2 separate regions of the Mus musculus genome follow, and region 2 is linked to region 1. The links are chromatin loops, found by intact Hi-C in ENCODE. Cell type or tissue: heart. All regions are shown on one strand. Each heading gives the region's core, and the rest is flanking DNA. Links, peaks and the distances in the headings are about the cores only.

Region 1 (8,496 bases), core at 2,280-6,279:
GGTGGGAGTCAGAGACTCTTTAGCACTTGGCAAAATGCCTTTGTCCACAGGAGCCCTGCATCAGATCTTAGGAGATAGCTTCCTAGGAGCTAGTTAATAATAAAGATCTTCATAGAAATGGGGGCACACTTGTTAAAGGGCCTGATTGCTTCCGTTGGGCCAGCCAACAACCTGTCTGCCAAGTTCCCATAAGAATTTGCAAAGAGGAAGCTGTCTATTCTCATCAACAGGGAGTCTTTGAGGCTGGTCTTACAAGGACCTCATCCCCATTTCCCACAGAGCTCTCATCTCTGATCCTCAGTAGAGAAAAATCTGTCTTCACTGCCCACCTCTTGCCCCAGCCCCAGCTCAGTTCTCAAAGAAAGATCACCCTGCAGGGACCCATTAGCACATCCAGCCACCAGCTACAGCGTATCTGCCCCTTTCCTGAAGCATTTAGCCTCCAGTTATATATACTCTGCATTTGTCATCTGGCTAAAATGTAATGGTTTACGGTGGCAGGGTCTTGGATCAGGTTTGAAAATGAAAAGCTGGCAGTGTTTGGCGGATGTCCTGCATATCACATAGAGACCTGGAGAGGCATACACATCAAGATCAAAGTGGAAAAAAAAAACAAACAAACAGGAAGCTTCCTAATCTCTCTCTCTCTCTCTCTCTCTCTCTCTCTCTCTCTCTCTCTCTCTCTCTCACACACACACACACACACACACAATCACACATGCACCAAACTTGGATCACCAGCTCATGGAGTTTGGAGATAGGCGCCAAGGAGCCAAAAGGAATACAGAAAGGGAGGTGGGGAGGGGCTGAAGCTCTTGTTCCCTGCAGATGAAGATCTGTCTTGATTGAGGACAGTATCCAGGGCCTCAAGACCTCAGAGGGAGGAGGGAAGCCAGGACCATCTAAGGGAGGGTAAGAGTCCTGATAGAGAAGAGAAATTTGAAGCAGCAGTGCAGGTGAGGCTGAGGGATGGACCTGGAGTGGTCCTGACCGTGCCTCCTCCATCACCTGGCTCAGTGTGGCTCAGACATTCTTGCTGCATCCTCACTCTGGGCTGAGGCCCAGAGAACTGCCAGTTTCCTAATTACAGGCATTTCTCACTGGGTGTCATAGTGGCTGCAGTGGGCCCGGCATTGGCACTGCATTGTGTCATGCAAGGGATGCTTGCTGCTCTGGGAAATTGTCTCCTTCTTACCCCATTGCCCCTCCCAGCTGCCTGTCCTCTGCTTCCGCTTACACCCAGCCCCTCTGTCATCCCTTCCTCACACTCATCCTCTCCAGCTGCTTGGTCTTTCCCATTCTCCTCACTGAATCTAATTGGCTCCATGTACTTCTCTCCCCTGAGCACAGCAGTCAAATCTGGAGCCTCCCCATCCAGTCTGACTCCGTTCATCTCTCACAGATACTTGCTTTTTTCTCGTCTGAGAGCTCTGAATGCAGCTGATGAGAAAGGAGGCCAGAGGAACATTTCTCAGTACTCACCAGATCCGACACTTTGTTAATTTTCCTTCATATAAATCACTCCCAGTTAAAACTTTTTTTTTTTTTTAACTTCAGAGAACTTGAGTTTCTGGCACCCACCTTGAGCTACTCGCAATCACCATCAACTTCAAACCAAGGAGATCTGATGATGTCTTTTGTCCTTCGTGTACACATCTCTCATCCACACACACCCCTACAAATAAAAATAAAAACAAAATTAAAAAAAAATCCCTGGGCTGGAGAAATGGCTCAGCCGTTAAGAGCACCGACTGCTCTTCCAGAGGTCCCGAGTTCAATTCCCAGCAACCACATGGTGGCTCACAATCATCTGTAATGGGATCCGATGCCCTCTTCTGGTATGGCTCAGGACAGCTACAGTGTACTCATAAAATAAATAAAATCTTTTTAAAAATTAAAACAAATCCCTAGCTTTTTCACACACAAAGAAGCCAAGACTTCAGTTAGCTGCGCATTTTATCTTGTGCCTTATTTCTTACCCAAAGCAGGCTTCTCAGAAGGAATAGAGTTAGATCCTAATGCATACATCCTACAGTTTCAATATCGGTACTTGGAGGGTCTGAATGATAAACTTTCATTCATTCATGAATTAATCCACTCCCTTAAAATTATTTGTTGAAGGCTCAAATATATCAGGTGATGAGACTGAAAAAGGCAGAGAAGGAAACAAACTATGAATGTTTGATATGCAGAGGAAAGGCAAGCACTAATAGAAGAGTCATTATAGCACAAACAATTATTACAGTTGTGAGAAGTGGGGAGAATAAGAACTACCTAATCTTATAGAAGGCTCAGCCTTTGGGGAGAGTGAGGAGTGGAGCCAGAGGGAAAGCCTAAGGACATCCCAGGCTTCTCTTCTTTCCTTCCCAGGCTTCACTACAGTGATGGATGAGGGATAGGTCTGCAGTTTATTTCCCTTGGAAGCCACCTTGCAGGGTTCCATGACTCCTGCTATTTAATAAAGAACACTGCATGAGTCCTGAGTAGATGGATGAGCAAATATTCTTGGCTGAAGAACCATATGCCCTTCCTGATATGCATGGCTAGAAGGGGAGGAGGCAGGAGACAGATGGGGGATCCACATCTGAATAAAGGGGAAGATGAGAAGGCTCAGTTTTACTGTGTATTCTGAGGGACACAGAACCCTGACTATGGGTATATGCTGCCCCCTGATGGATGTAGGGAAACAGTTTAGTCTTTGTCCTTTAAGGAAAAATTGGACTTAGGGTATTTAGAACGGTTGTTTGTTTGTTTGTTTGTTTGTTGAGGGGAGAGGAGGATTACAAATGGATATTAAATTCTTCCCCCTTTATCTACCACAGCTATGACTAGGTCCCCCAATACAAGTTTGTATTTGAGGATAGAATTTGATTCTTGGTTGTTGTTGTTTTCCGAAACAGGGTCTCTCTGTGTAGCCCTGGCTGTCCTGGAACTTGCTTTGTAGACCAGGTTGGCCTCGAACTCAGAGATCCGCCTGCCTCTGCCTCCCGAGTGCCGGGATTAAAGGCGTGCGCCACCACTGCCCCACTTAGAATTTGATTCTTGAGGAGGATGTGGAATTCCAAACCAATTTTGTTTAAAAGATTCTACTTCTTTTGCCCACTTTACTTTTTATGTAAGATAGGATCGACTTTATGGTAGCCTTGACAATCTGTTTTGTATTTCAGTGCCTTTTCTTCTGATTTATCTATTTAAAATATAACTGTGGTGGGGGTTCTTTTTCTAAAAGCACATATTAATTATTTGAAGCCTACTAGGACTTCATAAATTTCATGCTTAGCACATTCCTCCCACCACTACTACCTACACGTCATCCATCCATCCATCCATCCATCCATCCGTCCATCCATTATATTGAATGTGGATAACTCTTGGGGATTTTCACTGTGCCTTTCATCTTTTGTGGTGTTTTCTACCTACTGAGCTGTTGTAACTTAAAAGTAAAGACTTTAAAAGTGCCTAGGGTACTTTTTGCAGCTAGGCATTCTGCAAGCACAGCATTTTTCCATGTAAGACAGACAGTGAAGCCCACTGAGTGTTAAACACTGTGGGTAGCCTCCAGTCTGTCTGATAAACAGACATAAATGAAGATCTTCTGTCTCTGGGCAGCAGTGCATCCTAGGTCTGTGCATATAGCTGGGTGTTATGTTTGGCTTCCGTGTGCTCTGATGTGATCTTGCAGAGATTTTGTAAGATTTTAAAAATAAACGTCTGTCTCTCACTCTGGACTCTATTTTATATGACGGCAGGGACCATGTCTTTTTTTTTCGGCAATGAATTTTACTCCTAATATATAAGTAGGAGCTCAATCAGTAAGAATTGAAAATATGATTTCGTACGTAGTATTTGTTCTCTGGGGATTTTAGTAGATACAATTTGTCTCTGCGGCCAAGTGACAGTTTGTCTCATGTTTTCTGAGGACATGTGACTAGTTCAAATTATGTATGTTACATGCTTGTGTCTATGACGTTTTGCATATGTGTTTTTTTCCCCCCGCGTGATATGTGGCAACTCTTCAGAAAAAAACTTATTGAACACCCACTCTATGTCAGATGAGGGCAGGCTTAGGGGGAAAATGACTTCTGCCTGCTTTGGTGAATTTGGGGTCGAGTTCCTAAATGAAAGATTTTAAGAGAATTTTAAGCTGTTGATGTCAAGTTTCCCCCAGTGGCGGGGGCGGTGCTGGGACTGCACAGAGACCGTCGTTCAAGAAGCTCCGCCCCCAGGACGTCATTTTTCTTTTTCTTTCCGGAACTATTCCTTCCAGTCTGCGTTTCCTCCCGGACTCTTTTGAGCAAAGAGGACTTCCTGAATTTCCCGGCAACTCGGCACCGCCTTCCTGCCAGAGCTCATCCCAGCCCTCGCTCGCGCCGGCGTGAGGTGCTCGCAGCCTCACGCGCTTGTCTCTCGGTCTCATGGCCGGTCTGACTTTATTCGTGGGCCGTCTCCCGCCCTCGGCTCGCAGCGATCAGCTGGAAGAGCTGTTCAGTCAGGTGGGTCCGGTGAAGCAGTGCTTCGTGGTGACAGAGAAAGGTAAGGAGTGGGATGGTGCAGAGGGCATGTGCAAAGGTATGGGAACAACCCAATTTCAGGGAGCTCTATAGTTATGATCTGTTTGTTTTGAGACAGGGCTCTCACTCTTTAGCCCTAACTGGCCTCGGATTCGCTACCGGTAGCCCGTGTGCTTCTGCCTCCTGAATCCTCCGATTAATGACGTGAGCCATCCCAGCAAGTTCTTTGCTCTCTCCAGAAGTACGGGACCGGGAGCTAAGATTCTTTTCTAAACGGACTCAGCTGGAGATCGGCCAATAAGGTTGATTTATGAAAGGCAAAGCACTCACTTAACGTTTCCATTGCGTTTTCCCCTTTATTACGCGTGTTCAGGAGTTCAAACGCAGGCCCATTAGCTTGGAGTAATGGTAGTAATCCCAGCATCTGGGAAGGCTGTGGCAGGAGGATTGCTGGTAATTCGAGGACAGCCAGGTCTATATAATAGCGAGTTCAGGACAACTTGGATTACATAGCGAGACCCCGTCTTCAACAAACATCCCAAAGTAACGTTTAATAAAGCACCAGTGCGGCTTATTGAGATGGCTGCTAGGCCGGAAGAGTGCTTAGTTTGACATGGGTTAACTTACTTAATGTTCTCAACAATCTTATAGGACAAAGAGCCTTAACCCCATTTTTTTTAAATAAAGGAATATAATCTTTAAAGACATTAAATGGTCTGGAGTTGATCTGGCTAGTGAGAGGACTCAGTTTGATTAGCACGTTAGCACATCCTATGCATTCATCTGTTTATTTATTTATTACTTGTTGGATGCCAACTGTATTTTAGAACATTGCTGGCTGCCCTTAGGATACAACAGGTGTGTGACACTAAATCACTGACGCAGATTCTGTTCTCATACACTTATGGTTTGAAAGACAGCCAACAAATAGCCAAACTATATGTTGATAATGGTGATAAATTTATGCTAAGGAGAAAAGTCAAAAGAGGGAATGTGTGTGTGTAGATAGGGTGGCTAGGGAAGACCTGTTTGAGGAGAGTGAACTAAGAACTGGGGGGATAAAACAGTCTGAATTCAGGAAACAGCAACCTTGAGGATATTAAAGCAAGTATGTCCTTGTGTGAGAAGAGAGCTTGGTGGCCAGGGTGACGAGGAAGTGAATGAAGGTGTGACAGGAGATTCGATCACACTGAGTCCTCAGATTGTGGTGTTTACTAGAAAATCCTATTTCTAGTTGTGTGGCTCAGCTTCAGCACACACCTTTAATCCCAAACAATTGTAGAAGGAAGCACCCATGTTTGAAAGTAATATCTAATTGAGAGACAGATAAAATGAAAGACTTGGCAGAAGAATAAATTATGTCCAACTTTCACGAGTACATCGAGAAGAGATCTCAGGACCCACTTCAACCTGATAGACAGAAAGAACCAACTCCTACCAGATTTTTCCCATACTTTTGCACACACATAAGTAAATAAATGTTACAACACTAATGTTGTGCCAGGAGTGGTGGTATCTGACTGTAATCCCAGCACTTAGTAAGTGGAGGCAGGAGGATCAGGAAGTTGAGGCCTACTTGGGTTATATAAGACGTTGTCCTCAAAAGACAAAACAAGAAAGAAACATTCATTTAAAAGGACATTAATGCCGGGCGTGGTGGTGCATGCCTTTAATCCCAGCACTCGGGAGGCAGAGGCAGGTGGATTTCTGTGTTCTTGGTCTAAATCCTTACAGTCTCTCATACCCCTTTTAAGAAAATGTATGAGCTTCCTATCCAGGCAAGTGAGATGTACTAGAAACAACTGTTGCACTCCTGTGTAGAGGAGAGGTGGGTGTTTTATAATGGGGTTAGCATGGCACTTAGAATTGTGAGGGTCTGAATGTGTGTGGCAGTTCTTCGTGGAGACACAGTTACTGTTTTGCCTTTATTTGGGCACTAACCTCACAGATGAGCAGCTATATTTTTATTGTACTTATGGAGAAGTGGGGAGGGTCTTTTTTTGTTTGTTCGTTTTTTTCTTATTTCTTGAAAGATGAGTGATAGGCTTTTGTGAGAGGAAGTTCTAAGAGAAAAGAAACCAATCTTCACGTGTTATGTGTAGTTTTAAAAAAACACATTACTGCCTTGCCCAGGAGCTGCCACCCCTTGGCCCTTCCTGGCTCGCTTTTGTCTCTCCTGGCTTAGCTCTAGGATCTGCACTGCCAGCACTTACCTGGCTTCTCTTTCTTACCCACCTTTGCTCCTGGAGGAGTTGAGTTATCAGCCCACTCCCGAGACCCTTGAATCCGTGGATAAAAGACACACACACTGTTCCGTTACCTTTATAACTTGCATCTAGGCACAATTGTTGGGCGCAGATACCTCCTGCCTGGAAATATGTGCCCTTTTCATTTATCATCTCTGTCTCTCCTTCACCCTAAACTTAGTGGCTTGCATCAGCTAGCCCCCACCAACATCCTTGGCCCCTGCCCATTGCATAGGCTGCAGGCCCTAGCTGCCTCTAGACCTTACATCATGACTGCTGTTTTCTTCTTGTTCCAAAGCATGACAGAAAAGCCCTTCTCTCTTTCCCTGTGTCTCCTTTTCCTCTTGGGACCCAGATGTCCCACCTGTACCTTTATCCAGTAATTGCCCTTACCCCTCCCTCCTCCCCTCCCCCACAACCCCGGCCTTCTTTATTGACAAGTCAAGAACCAATTGGGTTTTGACAAGTCAAGAACCAATTGGGGAGCAGGACCTTAGTGACAGTACCTCCCCTAACATTCATATCATCATTTGTTTTCTGGTGTCATGTGTCAGCCATGCAACCAGTTTATACAAATGACTACCCTGTGCTATAACACATGTCCTCTGGAGGAGATTTAAATGGATTTGAAAGGGAAGTGGAGTATAAGGTTTCTTCTTCAGGCCATGGGTAGACATCTCCATTGGTGTGTGTGTGTGTGTGTGTGTATGTGTGTGTATACATGCACGCGCGCGCAAGAAATTACAGTTTTACTATTAATCCCCCTCTTTTAAAAATTAATTTCTTGGGCTGAAGAGATGGCTCAGCAGTTAAGAACACTGACTGAGGGCTGGAGAGATGGCTCAGCGGTTAAGAGCCCTGACTGCTCTTCAAGAGGTCCTGAGTTCAATTCCCAGCAACCACATGGTGTCTCACAACCATCTGTAATGAGATCAGATGCCCTCTTCTGGTGTGTCTGATGACAGCTACAGTGTATTCACATACATAAAATAAATAAATAATTCTTAAAAAAAAAAAAAAAAAAAAAAAAGAACACTGACTGCTCTTTCAGAGGTCCCAAATTCAATTCCCAGAAACCACATGGTGGATCACAACCATCTATAATAGGATTCAATGCTCTCTTCTGGTGTGTCTGAAAACAGCTACAGTATACTCATATACATAAAATAAATAAATTTTAAAAATTTTAATTTCTTAATTTGATGTCCATGGGTGTTTTGCCTGTGCACCGTGTGTGGTGCTCTGGTGCCCTGCTGACCTTGGAGGCCAGAAGAGGTCATTGGGTCCCCTGGGAACTGTAGTTACAGATGGTTGTAGGCCACCATTTAGGTATTGGGAATGGAGCCCCGGTCCTGTAGAAGAGGAGTTAGTACTTTTAACCACTGAGCCACCTCTCCAGCCCCTTAGCTTAGTTCTTAGCACTGTTTTGACATTCATTTATTTTTCTCTATCTCAAATTATTCCTTGGAACAAAGGGATAGTCATACTTGTTTTACCTAGCTTGGAGTGTTCTGAAGCTAAAATGAGGCCAGGGATTTATACCTTCTTTGGAAATATTTAATTTGGTACTGAAATGCCCAGGTGTTGATGGTATGATAGAAACAACACCTAGGGATTTCTAAACCAGGGTCTATTTATTTATGTATCTTTTGAGGTTCTTTTTTCAGCCTTCCTCGCTGCTGATGTTTTCTAAGAGAAGACTGTCTTATCATCTGGGTTTCCAGATCTACCACATGTAA
Region 2 (7,876 bases), core at 2,590-6,589, 180 kb before region 1:
AGACTTGGGATGTAAAATCTAGAAATAAAGGTGACCTTGTTACTGGCATTCTTCAAGTGCAGCCGTTAGTAGAAGAACCACTGATAGACTGTCACACACAAGTCAAATCATTCCACTCTCCATCTCTTAAAAGGCATGTTAATGACAAATCATTTCACACTTGTCTAGTGCAGTCAATTTACTCTAGTTTACCAATACATTCTAATCAATCAAGTGGAAGAAATACAAGAGGGCTGAGTATCATCAGTTCTACAACCAAAGCAATTAAGTACAAACTAAAAATCTCTAGCCATACAATCAACTTACTTATGGGGCTGGAGGGAAGGGTCAGTGTTTAAGTGAATTGACTGCTCTTCCAGAGGCTCTGGCTTCCATTCTCAGTACCCACAAGGTGGCTAACAACTATCTGGAAGTCCAGTTCCAGAAGAAATTATGCCCTCTTCTGTCCTCTTTAGGAACTGCAATATATGGTGCACAGACATATGCAGGCAAAATACCCATAAATATAAAATAAAAACAAATCTCAAACAATGACACCTCAAGAAAAAAAAAACTACAAGAAAAAGGTTCTAGAACTTGTGTGTGTAGGAAAGGTTCTCTGAGATGAAATTTTAGTATATGACTCACTGGCCAACTTAATCTATCAAAACATCAGGGATAAAAAAGCTGTGGTGTCTAGTATTGGATTCTACTGTATATTTATGTTTAATATGCATAAAAGAATGTGTAATTATTTTAGCCCAATCTTCCTTCAGTGTCAGAAGCCTAAATCATTTTAATATCTTAGGGGGAGAAAAGCAATCTAACAAGATCTTGGATGAAAAGACCTAGCTACCATGGTTGATAACGCCAGTTGGAAGAAGTTTGTACTGATTTTCTTCTCTTCTTTCTTTCTTTCTTCCTTCCTTCCTCCTTTTTTTTTCTTTTTCTTCGAGACAGGGCTTCTCTGTGTAGCCCTGGCTGTCCTGGAACTCACTTTATAGACCAGGCTGGCTTCAAACTCAGAAATCCACCTGCCTCTGCCCCCCCCCCCCCCCCAGTGCTGGGATTAAAGGCGTGTGCCACCACTGCCCAGCTGTACTGATTTTCTTGAAACTCATTTGTATTACTCCACAATAATGACCACAAGCTATGCTGTTTTATGTATGTGTGTGTGCATGTACATGCATGTGGGCATATGTGGGCTTAGGTCTGAGAACAACTCTCACCTTGCACCATTTACGTCCTGAATCTGAAATCCAGGCTGTCAAGCTTGGCAGCAAACACCCTCAGTGGCTAAGACATTTCCCTTTCCCGGGTTTGTGTGGGTGGAGTGGAGTGGAGGCAGAGGGTCTCACTGAGGCTCATACTGGCCCAGAACTCCATATGCTGCTTAGTGACCTCTGGCTTGAGGCAATTCTCCCAATTGGGCTTTCTAAAAGCTAGCATTCCAGGCACGAGCCACCACACCCACCAGATTCTGCAGTTCTGAAACAATTGCTACATAAGTTAAATAAATTATCTCCCTAGGGCTGGAGAGATGGCTCAGCAGTTAAAAGCACTGACTGCTGCTCTTCCAAAGGTCCTGAGTTCAATTCCCAGCAACCACATGGTGGCTCACAATCATCTGTAATGGGATCCAATGCCCTCTTCTGGTGTGTCTGAAGGCAGCTACAGTGTATTCATGTACATAAAATAAATAAAAATTTAAAAAAAAAGTCTCTCTATAGCTCCCAAGCTAAAGTCTTGTACTTTTTAGAAACCAACACATTTTATTGGATCAATTGGGGGATATGTGGCAGCAATTTGGCTTTGATGTGCTTTCCAACTTCCAATTCTATTACTGGATCTGGCCCAAAGCCAGGTATAGGCAAATATGTGATTTTAGGGGCTTGCAAGATGATTCAGCCAGTAAAGGCATTTGCCACCCAACTTAACAACTTGAGTTGGACCCAAGGATCTATATGGTGGAACGTGAGAATGAGCTTTCTTTCACGAGCCATCTCTCTGACTTCCACAAGCATGCCAAGGTAGGGTTTACCTGTCCCCATACATAAATATTATTCCATCTGTTTAATTCTAATGTGTTACAGCCTAACGGCATTTATATTTAAAGTTCATAGAAAAGCTGGGTGTGGTGGTGCATCCCTTTAATCTTCTCAGTATACAGGAGGTAGAGATGGGCTGATCTCCTGTGAGTTTGGGGCCAGTCTGCTCTATATAATGAGTTCCAGGTCAGCCAAGGATACCAGTGAGACTTTCTCACATGCAAAACAACATCAAAGCCACAGAGGAAAAAAACCAAGTTTATATAGAAAGAATCCAGGATCCTTTTTTTTTTTTTGGTTTTTCGAGACAGAGTTTCTCTGTGTAGCCCTGGCTGTGCTGGAACTCACTCTGTAGACCAGGCTGGCCTCGAACTCAGAGATTCGCCTGCTTCTGCCTCCCAAGTGCTGGGGATTAAAGGCGTGCACCACCACGCCCAGAGAGAATCCAGGATTATTATTATTATTATTTTTTTTTTTTTTTTTTTTTTTTTGGGTTTTTGAGACAGGGTTTCTCTGTATAGCCCTGGCTGTCCTGGAACTCACTCTGTAGACCAGGCTGGCCTCGAACTTAGAAAGAATCCAGGATCTTAATCAAGCATTTCCCATGACTATTCCTGGCTATTCCGGAAACATCCCTGGCACATCTATGTTACAAAAAAAAATTAAGCTAATACTAACATATTAGTCTCCTGTACTGAAGCAATGATATAACACATCAATTAACATATCACTATATGAATGGCGCCCAACCATGATTGAGAATGACATTGAGAAGAATACACACATACTTTATATTTTTTATGAGCTCATGATTCCTTTTGAATCTTCAAAATATCCTGTTGGAGACCCCTGAAACACTGCCAAACTCATAGTCGGACCAGACAGACATAGTAATAGTAATAGGTATCTTACACACAAGTAATAGGTTCTCTCTGGTCCCACATTTGGACAGAAGAACACAAGTTCTTTAGCAGTGACTATTGCTCGATACTTAAATCTAACTGAATGAGGTCAAATATATACTTCTCCTGGGTCAGCTTTCAGGTATAGCAAAGAATAATTATCAGCCACTCCAGGTCACTCTACCTTCATGTTAAATTAAACTGGAGCGCTATCATTCCCAACTTATTAATGCTGACTTGATGGTTCATGACAGGAAGTGAATGCAATTCTTAAAAAACCCTGTTCCAAGGCTTTGAACGCTTAGGAATTTCGATCAAAGAACCAAAAGTCTTAGCAGATCCACTGATCTTTCCCACTCATGCAAAAGGAACTTTACAAAATGCAAACCACTCTTAATTACAGCAACTATCGCGAATTAAAATTAAGCTCACTTCTGTATACAGCATATCAAAAATCAGAACACTTGGGAATGACAAGCAAAAAACCCGTGATTACTTAAAGGTAATTAACTCCCTAATTAACACGTGAAAACTATTTCCATTAATGACAATATCCAGCCAAACATAGAAAACTGCGACGTTCTTTTCTAATTAACAAGAAGTTTTAAAAATAATGACATTATGTTTTCAATCGTTTTGTTCTCCATGTTCCTACACCCTGTAAGACAGCTAACACTTTCTTTCTTGGCACTTGCAACTCAATTCTCGGGATGTGGCCTTGGGGCGGGGTGGCAGCTCCCAAGAGTCCGGCGAGGTGGCAGGGAGCGGATACTAAAACTCTCTACCCAATTCTCTCCGACCTTCAGGAAACAAACAAAAGTGACCCTCTAGTCCCAGGGACACTGAGTGGAGGAACCCGGGGAGGAGATCAAGGACGCGCGAAACCAGGCACAAAAACGGTGCCCAGGAGGGCGCAGGGCCCGGGAGCTACAACCCTTTCCGCAGAGCTGCGGGACAGCAAGTCGGGGACCGCACTCTGAGGGCCAGAGTGGAGCCTCGGGCCCATCCCGGTGCACTGAGACCGGAGTGAGGACACCCACTACGAATGGGGAACAGGGCCGACGGACAGAATAAGAGCGAACCAGGACCCACCCAGCACCACAGAACTTACCTTTCCCGGGAGCTCCACGCCGCAGGATACCGTGGCTGCGGCTCACCCAGGGAGTGAGCTCCCGCGCACAAGCACCGCCCAACCGGAAGTGGTTAATGGCCCCGCCCCCATCCGACTTGTCGGGGGTCTTCACACCAATCCCCGGCACGATCACTGCTGACGTATGGCTTCTTCGTACGGCCATTGGTCTCACAATCGCGTGGCCGGGATTGGCTGGAAATCGCCACGTCCCCGCGAGCGCGCCGAGTTGCGTGGACCGGATTCCCGCCCAGCTCGGGTTGCCCAGCCCGTGGGGACTCTGAGTCCCAGCTCCTTGCTCTTGGGTGTGTGGGCGCGGCTCGCTGACCTTGGCCCACTGACCGCAACGACCTCATTTACGGCAGGCAACCCTGATTCCCTAGGCTTCTAGTGTAATTCCGATGGCTTTCTTCCTGCCTCCAAGCCCCTGGGGCCGGAATAGTCCCGCTGTAACGTCACCACCCACTGCGAATGAGCCCAACTTCTGGCTCTAGAGTCAGATCTACTGAGCAGCTCTCCGCCCCGCCAACACGCACCTTTCAGCTTCGATTCTCACCCACCATGCTCTTTCGCATCTCTGCCTAAACCATCATGATCCCGGCCTCCCCTAACAGCCTTACAGCCTTACATTTTACACCCATGTGGTCTTTGTCCACAAAGCGGCTTCCTCTGCCTGAAGTATGTTTTCTCGATTTTTCAGCTACTGAAAGCCATCAGTCATGAAACAGGTTGTCATCCTGGAATGTCTTAGGGGAAGCTGTAGTCGTGAAGTTGCCAGTGCTCAGTTAAGGTGTTAGTTTTAGGAATCTTTCCTGGTCAGTAAACAGATAATACGCATGTGCTTTCCTGGCAGTTTGCATTTTCAGTACGCAGCCAGATATTGTTTAATAACGGTGCTTGTCCTTATGTCTTCGATTAGACCAAGTGCCAAAATAAGATCTGCCTGACTTACACATCAGGAGCTCCCAGCTTACAGCCCAGGTCCAAGGAAATTCTCAGCAATACTAAGTGAACTGAATAGAAGAAACTGAATGGAAGAAACCCGTTGCGTTGAAGGCCCCTGATTTAAAAGAAACATAGGAAATTAGCAATTTGTTTTTTTGTTTGTTTGTTTGGAGGGGCGGGGGACAGGAGAGTTTGAACCCAGACTCTGTGCAGGATTCTAGTTGTCCATTCTACCACTGAACTATATAACCTTAGTAAACCCATCACCTACTCAATGCCATGAAATTAAAACATGTATTCATTGAGAGCTACTTTATTTTCTTTCTTTTTTTTAAAGATTTATTTATTATTATATGTAAATACACTGTAGCTGTCTTCAGACACTCCAGAAGAGGGAGTCAGATCTTGTTATGGATGATTGTGAGCCACCATGTGGTTGCTGGGATTTGAACTCTGGACCTTCGGAAGAGCAGTCGGGTGCTCTTACCCACTGAGCCATCTCACCAGCCTGAGAGCTACTTTATTTTCAACATGTATGAAATGAATAGCAAAGCCTCTAGAATTTAAGTCCAGTCAAAACAAAGACTAAGTTCATGAAAGACAATAAAGCAAATCAGTTTGCCCTAAGACAAGGAAAGTGTGCAATTACTGTTTGGAACATCCAAACCACCAACTCAAAATACAACTCTCATCTCAAAGAAAGTTTATTATGGAGCCAAATGTGAGTGACCATGACTAGGAACCCAGATTTCATGTACCAATGTAGTAACAGTTTGATGAAGTTTTTATAGTAATAGAACAAAGAAAATTACTTTTCAATTACGTTGATGGAAACATCAGAGAATGGGTTATAGCAAAGTGAAAAAAAACCTTCCGTATAACCCTCAGATAAATTATCTGATGATGCGCTTAGCTCTTGAGTTGTGAAAGCTAGTGGTCTGCTAAGCCATACATTCCAAAGGAAATTAGTGTTTTGTTTCTACAGTCCACATGACTTGCCTAATAAAGCTGTTAGGTCAGTTACAGAGAAGTAAAAGGTTCTTAAATAAATCGATATTAAGAAGGTTAAATATGTTCCAAAATAATTTGGCTATGTACTAGCAATGTTCTGACTTCACCACATCACTGAGGGTCTAATCAGCCAGTAAGACTTGAGGAAGGTTCAGTTTGAAAGTGCAGCTGCTTTCTTTGCACCCTCATCCACTGTTTCCCTGTTGACCAAGCACTGTATTTTGTGCATGGTGCAGGGACACATAGTACTTACTGAATATTATTAATGCTCCATGTTGCTAGGAAACACTTCCTAGCATCTGGTGTAGATGAGGCTGAGTAGTAGGCAGAGGGCAATCTTCAAGAGAGGGAAATAGCCTGTTAAAGCTGTTAAGACGACAACTTCTGGATCATATCATTAAAATCTACTGGCCATTATAGTCCAGATCTATTTTTAAGTCCTCTGTATTTGTCGCAATGTGACATATATTAAGAGTAACACACACACACACACACACACACACACACACACACACACACTAATCAAGAACATTGTCTGGCCCAGTGGCATAAAAGTAGCTAGTGAAGGAAATGGGCATTTAAACAAGCAAAAATTAAAAACAAAAAACCAACCAACTCTAGATTGACTGTATATTTATCCCTGTGTTTACAGTTACTTGTATTCTGTGAACCATATTATTTATAATTGGAGTTTTAAAACAAATCTATTATATTTTTAATTGTTTGTTTTGGTTCTGGCCAGCTTGATTTCATAACCATAATTTCGATTATATATAGTGGCTAACTCTAACTCTAGGAAAGACTGATCATCAACATTTAATTTATCATAGCTCTTATCTGGCTATTGGCCAGATCTGTTGTATTATATTGGTATTAAACCAGATTTAGTCGGGGAACGTAAATAGAAAGCCACATCGTAAAATAAATTAGATAACAATATAATATTCCTATAAATTTTCTCTTAATAAGATTATATGTTTTATGTACAAAATATTAACAACAGTGATAGATGTAGCACAATAGTAAAATGAAGGCCCTGGGTTCAATGTTAAGCCTACTCCCATTCCCCCAAAAGAAGTCAGAATATTAAGATCTTTGTAGGCATAACTAAATCTTACTTTTTATTTTAATGGCAGAAATGGAAATGAGACTCTATAAGTAGTCGCTGTAGTTTTGTCTATTTCCTTTTTATTAGAAAAATATAAATATCATTTAATTTAAAAAGCCCAGCTTATTGTAATGTAGCATACTTTAGACACTCATTTAATGAAGAGACTTCAGCACTTAAGGCATAAACTTAAAGGATGTTGTAGTTATTAGAGGTGTATGTCTTCTGTATAAATGAATGGAAAGAGTTAACCACATCTTCAATTGCCTCTAGCTAAAGTAAATGGAGGTAAAGTTACTTTGTTCAACGTCTAAGCATATTATAGCCTTTTACAGAGTTTAATTGGTTGGACTCAGTTAATTTTCTGCAAGAAGAAATGCTCTTAACCACCAAGCCAGCTCTCCAGCCCACACTTGATTTTTTTTTAAACATGAAAACTAGTTTTGAGTAAGGTGGGGATTCAAATAAACAAATACAAAAAGATTAATAATGATTTTGTAAGTTCACTAAAACCAAAATTAACACTATTTATTATTTAGTTGTATACCAAGCAAAATATTAAGTATCATAGACAATTTCTGAAAATACCTAATTATAAAGGGATTTAAGAAACAAAAAGAGAAAAGTTACTTAAGATAGATACTCAATTGTCAATGGACTTGAAGAGGAGGGTTATCCAGCGGTTCTGAAGTCCATACAGACATGTTCTCAGATGAAGTTTAACATGTTTCATCTTAGAAATGTGACCAAAAAT

Evidence for each region. Hi-C counts contacts between places; a loop is a spot of excess contacts. Peaks named below come from ENCODE experiments on the same cell type or tissue, not always from the same donor. Only the 100,000 strongest peaks of a DNase experiment are listed, where the experiment ranks them.
Region 2: a loop joins it to region 1, with 5 times the contacts of the local background. A loop is called at or near these places in 2 of 42 quality-filtered maps.

The regions. Positions count from the first base shown.
Region 1 is chr6:29,160,528-29,169,023 of GRCm38, reverse strand. It overlaps Rbm28 (RNA binding motif protein 28), which reads left to right and starts at 4,300. Exons shown (of 19, transcript NM_133925.2): 1 at 4,300-4,533. The coding sequence starts at 4,416. In heart, for the core only: CTCF peaks have their summits at 2,670 (motif pointing left) and 4,179; a DNase peak (open chromatin) is centred at 4,303; H3K4me3 peaks cover 1,489 bases; H3K27ac peaks cover 1,115 bases; H3K27me3 peaks cover 211 bases.
Region 2 is chr6:29,344,373-29,352,248 of GRCm38, reverse strand. Calu (calumenin) reads right to left here and starts at 4,143. Exons shown (of 7, transcript NM_007594.4): 1 at 4,041-4,143. In heart, for the core only: no CTCF peak of the experiment used is centred there; a DNase peak (open chromatin) is centred at 4,198; H3K4me3 peaks cover 2,504 bases; H3K27ac peaks cover 2,139 bases.